2 separate regions of the Homo sapiens genome follow, and region 2 is linked to region 1. Evidence: read pairs that join two places in POLR2A ChIA-PET (ENCODE). Cell type or tissue: Panc1. All regions are shown on one strand. Links, peaks and the distances in the headings refer to the core of each region. The heading gives the core; the rest is flanking DNA. Region 1 overlaps AQP2 (aquaporin 2). Region 2 has its middle 14 kb from the start of RACGAP1.

Region 1 (2,901 bases), core at 129-2,628:
ACACAAGAGATGCCAGGAACTGCCAATTTCCCTCCACCCCTGGAGTTCCATCACTTGGAATCCTTTTTTGACCTCTGACTCCAATCTGGGCAATAGAGGCTAGAAATGGTAGGGATTTCACATTTAGTTTTTGGGGAGATGCAATCCAAAAAGTGAAACAGACATAGAGAGAAATTCTTGGCTTCTTCTAGAGGAGTTTGTTGGGGTGAGGTGGGGTGGGGATGAGGTGCCTGAGACACATCCATGCTGGGCTCATAGCTCACTGCCTTGCTGCCTTTGAACCTCTAGAGCAAGGACACTCAGGTGCCAGGAGGACAGCTCTGGAGGTCACTTTGGTTTCTGACTCCACCCTTCTTCTGGTAGTGAGGCCAAGTGGCTGTCACTAGCTATTGGGGGTTTGGGAGAGTCCTCTCCATAGCACATATGGCCCAGGGCAGCCTTTTTTGGACCTCAAAGAGAGCTTTGGTCAAGGAAGACAGGAAAGAGCATAGATGAGAGGGGACACAATTACAGAGATGTTCCTTATACACTGTCTTTCTTGGATGGGAGCAGAAGGGAGAAAGAGGCTAGAGACTTAGTGCCTGGTGCACAGTGGGTGCTTGGTGCAGTGTGAGATAGATACAGACAGAAGTCTTGAAGGCATGGAGGCCACAGAGAGCATGGGGGCGGAGGGGGGTTCAAGGTATGACCCACATGTTACTTATACAGCAGGCTGGAGAGGGAAGGAGAGAATGGATAGGGCTGGGTGGTAGGAGGAAGGAGGTGGGAGAAAAGATAGGGCACACATTCAGGGTAAGAAGAGGTTAAGAGGCTGGGCCAGGATGGGGCCAGCCCCAAACCCATCTCCTTCTGCCTGGATCTTGTGGGCTCCCAGGACTCTCCTTTGCTTTGGCCATCAACGAAAGGAGGTAAGGGATGTTGAGCATCAGACTCCTTCTGCATCCTTCCCCCAGGAAGCAGAAATAATGAAATGATTCTAGTAATGCGTGATAATGGTATTAAGAATTACAGTTTACACAGCATCTTTACATGCGTCATCTCACTTAATCCCAGTTAATCTCTTTTGAGAGCAGTAGTACTGGCCTAGAAATTTAGAAGCCTGGGTTCTAGACTCAGATCTGCCTCTGCCTGGAGAAGTCATTTCCCTTCTCTGGTCCTGAGAGCAGCAGGCTGCTCTATCCACAATGACTGTCCAGTGGTAGGAGCCAGAAGCAGGGGATCACGGGCTGTGGAGAGGCAGACAGAGAAGGAACAGAGATTCCTGGGGTGGAAAAGCTGCTGCCTGAGGACTGGGGAGAGTGAGATGGGTGATGGATGGGTATTGCCTGGTGCCCATGGTTGCATGCCTGAGCGCCTTGCCCAGCCAGCCATAGGTGTGTGCTGGGCAAGAGGGCTCACTTGTGAAACTGAGTGTCTCCTTTCAAGAAGTGTCTAGGTGCAAATCTCCCCTCACCCAAGACAAAGGCCCGGGTCCCACAAAGGGCTTTTGTTTTCTGCGCCGAAGTGGGAGGCTAATCTCTGGGTCTGGGGCACCCCTGGAGACGGGGGTCCCGGGCACACACAGCATACACACACGTGAAGGCGTGCGCACTCATATGCCTGCTTCCTCTTTGGAGAGGTTCTCCCTCACCACAGAAAGGAAATCTTTGGCCACCAAAGATTTCCTTTTTCCAGAGGCCATGTCTAGGGGAGCTGTTCTCTGGTTGACACCTCTCTACCTCCAGCAATGAGTCTTGGCAAGCCTTGGGGCCCAGCGCTGCAGGTGGGGGAAATTTTCCAGGAGGAGCCAGATTGCGGCTGGAAATCAAGGCCCTCCCTTCAGCCCTCTCAAAGTGGCCTCCTTCCCTTCCCCTTCTCCTGAGGAGGACTGGCACCCACACTCATCCACTGCAGGAGAAGCGGATTTATTGCAGGTTGGGGAGGAAGGGGTGCAAGGGGAAGTGAGAAGTCCCCAGCCATGCACACTTGCACCAACGTAGGCAAACCTGTTCACACTCAGGGGCATGCACAACTCTGCATGTGAGGACAAAAGAGAACTTGGGGATGAACACACTTGCACACTAGTAAAACCAGTTGCATCATTCCCGGAACCCCCAAGGCAGGGGTCTGTACACTCCCCACTCAGTACCTGGGTGCAGGCTCTCCAGAGTTTCCCTCTTACCACCCACCTGCCTCCCTCCCCAGCTCAGTCCCCTAAGTTCCCAGTTCCCTGAAAAAGGCTGGAGAAGCCACCACTAGCTGCTCACAGCCTCAGGGCAGGGGACCTGCCAGGCTCAGGGCTCCCTCCGGCAGCCTCCTCCCCGCCTGCTCACAGCACTGGCCTGGGCGCGCACGTCCAGGAAGCAGCTACTCTGCGCTGGGGGGCCAACTTCAGACCTGCGGGAGAGGAGGGACGGGGTGGGCCCTTCTGCCTCGGGCCTCACAAGCGTCCGTCGGGGCCGTAGAGGCCGCTGGCGGCCCTCAGGCCTTGGTACCCCGTGGCAGGCTCTGCGGCGAGTGCAGCTCCACCGACTGCCGCCGTCGCACCTCGCGCTCCTCCCAATCGGTGTCCGGCTCCAGGCCCTTCAGCACTGCCAGGCGCTCCGACAGGCTCTTGGCTGGCGGAAACAGCACGTAGTTGTAGAGGAGGGAGCCCAGGATGGCGCCCACCAGGGGTCCGATCCAGAAGACCTGGGGGCGAGCGGAGAGGGCGGCTTGGCACCCGCGCCGGCACCGGCACGCGGAGCCCGCAGGCCCCGGCGGCACACTCTGCGGCCGCACCTCTCCTCCCCGACATTAATCTAGTAAAATGCTTATTTATGTAATTACAACGACAACGCCAGCTGCTGGGGAAGCCTTGTCAGTGCGGGGTTAAGGGTGCGAATTCTGAAGCCACTGCCTGTGTGTGTCCTGATTCCACCA
Region 2 (2,901 bases), core at 313-2,812, 83 kb before region 1:
GTTTCATATGGCCTCGTCTCTAGAAGGCTGGAAGATACTTCGAATTTGGAGGAAGTCAGTTCCTCTGCGTTCCCCGAGGGTTTCCCTGGGAAAGCAGATGGGAAAAGCTTGGTAGGCAGTAAGGAAGCAGGCCCTGGGGCCCCAGAGAAACAGACCAGGCTGGGTGTGTGTGGGTGTGTGGGGGTGGATGCTGGAGCCAAAATTCCAAGCTTGGGAGACTATCCTGTTGAGAAGAGGGGTAGGTTGTGTGTGTGCACCCTCTCCAGAGTGGCTGGCCTGCCTGCCTGTCCCGCTGTCCTCTGCCATCCAGGGAAGCCTTGCCAACATGAATGGCCCTGCTCTTTTGCCTGCCTCTCCTTCTGGCCTTCTCTGCTGGGAAGCACTCACTTGGGAAACCTCAGACAGGCATTGTGGGAGAATCAGAGGTGTGGGAGGGTGGGTGGAAGAGTCCTGGGAGGCACTTGGCCTGGGGGACAGGGATGGTGCCCAGAGCCCAGGCAAGGGGTGGAGGGGCAGATAGGGCAGAGGGGTTGTGGGAAAGAATTAGAAGCTCAGAGCCAGCTGGGGTCCATGAGAAGGGAAGAGCAGATGAGTAGGGCTTGGCTGGGAAGGGGAAGGGTGGCACCTCCAGAGCAGGAGTGAGGCAGGCAGAGTCCAGTGCTCCGCCTGAGAAGCTGGGAGGCCAGAGGCCCTGGATTCTACTTCATTTGTTCTGCTAAAATCAGCCCTGAGCATGTGTGCGTGCGTGTGTGTGTGTGTGTGTGTGTGTGTGTGTGTGTCTGTCTGTCTGTCTCTCCCAAGGTAGGGTAGAGTCCCTGTGCCCCATCATGGTGGGCATCCCTTTGTCTGAGTGTATCTTCGGGTTGGGCCCGAAAGTTTTCTGGGTCCTGATGGTTTATGAGTGGAGAGGGCCTCAGCCTCTGGCGGTGGGTAGGGGCGGGTGTGAGCTGCCTTGTCCCTTTGAGGCTCTCTGGCCCTTCCCAGGGAGAAAGTCCTGGCTGGAGTGTCTGAGCTGGGTGGAGCTCTGCCCGGGATTCAGCAGGGGAGGGAAGGGAGTGGAAGGAGGGTTCTGGCCTCCCAGTCCTCCCTTCTGGCAGTGAGCTGCTGCCTTCTACTGCTGGGCAAGGCAGGCCCTGCATGTCAGCAAAGATCTCAGAATTGTTACCTTTCTAGACAGACCCCCCTGCCTGGCATGATCTTCCTTCTCTCCTCTGATTGTCCCCAGCCCCACTTTCAGAATGGCTTCCCTGACTCCATAGGTCTCCATCCATTCCCTGCACTTGCGAGGTCCATGGGAAGCCACTCACTTGGGATAGCCATCCTGCCTTGTAGGAACATTTCCTCCTCTCAGTCCCTCTTGTCTGAGGATAGCTGAGGTGGAATTTGAGAAATTCTCTGTTTCTACGCCTCCAAGGTCCAACCAGACAGGAATGACTACTGGCTGCCACAGGAGCCCCCATGCAGGTGTGAGTCCAGTGCAGCGGACCTGGGACAGGTCACCCCACCCTGGGCCCCTTACCTCCCCCAGCTCTGGAGAGACACCTCCCTTACAGAGTACTTAGGTCTAACAGGTCTCAACTGTGGTCTATAGAGCCTGGGCCAGAAGCTTGACCTCACCCCTCTCTCTGTTTAGAGCCTGTTCACCATGGGCCTCAGCTTCCACGTTGCACAAGGGCTGCAGCGCCCCCTGGTGGCCCAAAGTCCTTTCTCCCAGGTGGCTGCGGAGGATGGCAGCTGATAAGGCCTTTAGAGGATATCTACACTAGGGGCTTCCAACCTTTTTATTCTTTTATTTTTTTAACTTAAGCCAGGAGCGGTGACTCACCCCACCCAGTAATCCCAGCACTTTGGGAGGCTGAGGTGGGCGGAGCGCTTGAGCTGAGGAGTTCCAGACCAGCCTGGCCAACATGGTGAAACCCATCTCTACTCAAAACACAAAATTCACCGGGCATGATAGCACTTGCCTGTAATCCCAGCTACGCAGAGGCTGAGGCAGGAGAATCGCTTGAACCCGGAAGGCAGGGGTTGCAGTGAGCCGAGATCCCGCCATTGCACTCCAGCCTGGGCGACAGAGCAAGACTCTGTCTCAATAATAATAATTAAAATTTTTTTGCAGTGATGGGATCTCACTATGCTGCGATGGAATACCTGGCCTCAAGCGATCCTCCTGCCTCAGCCTCTGAAAGCATTGGGATTACAGGCGTGAGCCACCATGCCTGGCCCAACCTTTTAAATTTTTTATTTATTTTTTATTTTTAATTCTTCTGGGTAACTTATAGAACCCAGCATAACCTTTCTATTTCCAAAAAAATTTCCCTGACCATGACCATATGGCAATAGCTGTACTTTTGTTATCTTTTGACTGAGAAAATACATGATGATTGAGTTCTGGATCGCATCATTAAAGCTCATTTGGATCTCGTCTCCCAGCAATCACACAGTTACACAGTCAGTTACACACAGATGGGCTACTCAGTCTTTATGGAGGCCAGGGGCTGAGTCTCTCCTGATCACTCCAAGGTTTCTACAGTTAGGGAACCACAGATCTATATTCTTCTTATGTAACAGATGAGGCCTAGAAAGGGGAAGGAACCTGATAAAATTCACACAGCTAGAGAAGTTGTGCCAGAATTTGAATTCAAGATAGATGCTTGTCAAAGGGACCGCAGGGGCTTAAATAGGGAGGAAGGTGCAGACAGGGCTCGGAGGAGGGGGCAGCAGAACAGGGCTGTCTCCAACAGGGGCAGGGAACCCCACCTTATTTCCTTACCATTCAGATTCAGGTAAGATATGCCCATAAAGAATGACCTATGGGAAGGAGATGTCAAAAGAACAAATACAAGGATGAGGGGAGAGGAGCAACCAGCTCTGCTTAAAGCCCCTTCCCCTATATACCCAGAC

What was found. Peaks named below come from ENCODE experiments on the same cell type or tissue, not always from the same donor. Only the 100,000 strongest peaks of a DNase experiment are listed, where the experiment ranks them.
Region 2: POLR2A ChIA-PET joins it to region 1 with 5 read pairs; 10 of 35 experiments call an interaction of 5 or more read pairs at or near these places.

Annotation. Positions count from the first base shown.
Region 1 is chr12:49,955,168-49,958,068 of GRCh38, reverse strand. It overlaps AQP2 (aquaporin 2), which reads right to left. Exons shown (of 4, transcript NM_000486.6): 4 at 1-2,670. The coding sequence ends at 2,461. All of the region lies in intron 1 of AQP5-AS1 (AQP5 and AQP2 antisense RNA 2), which reads left to right. Among named protein-coding and RNA genes, the nearest start is that of AQP5, 5.3 kb to the left of the region's middle. In Panc1, for the core only: no CTCF peak of the experiment used is centred there; no DNase peak of the experiment used is centred there; H3K27ac peaks cover 771 bases.
Region 2 is chr12:50,038,189-50,041,089 of GRCh38, reverse strand. No RefSeq gene overlaps it. Among named protein-coding and RNA genes, the nearest start is that of RACGAP1, 14 kb to the right of the region's middle. RefSeq lists enhancers at 1-674, 675-1,430. In Panc1, for the core only: CTCF peaks have their summits at 1,477 and 1,690 (motif pointing left); a DNase peak (open chromatin) is centred at 1,669.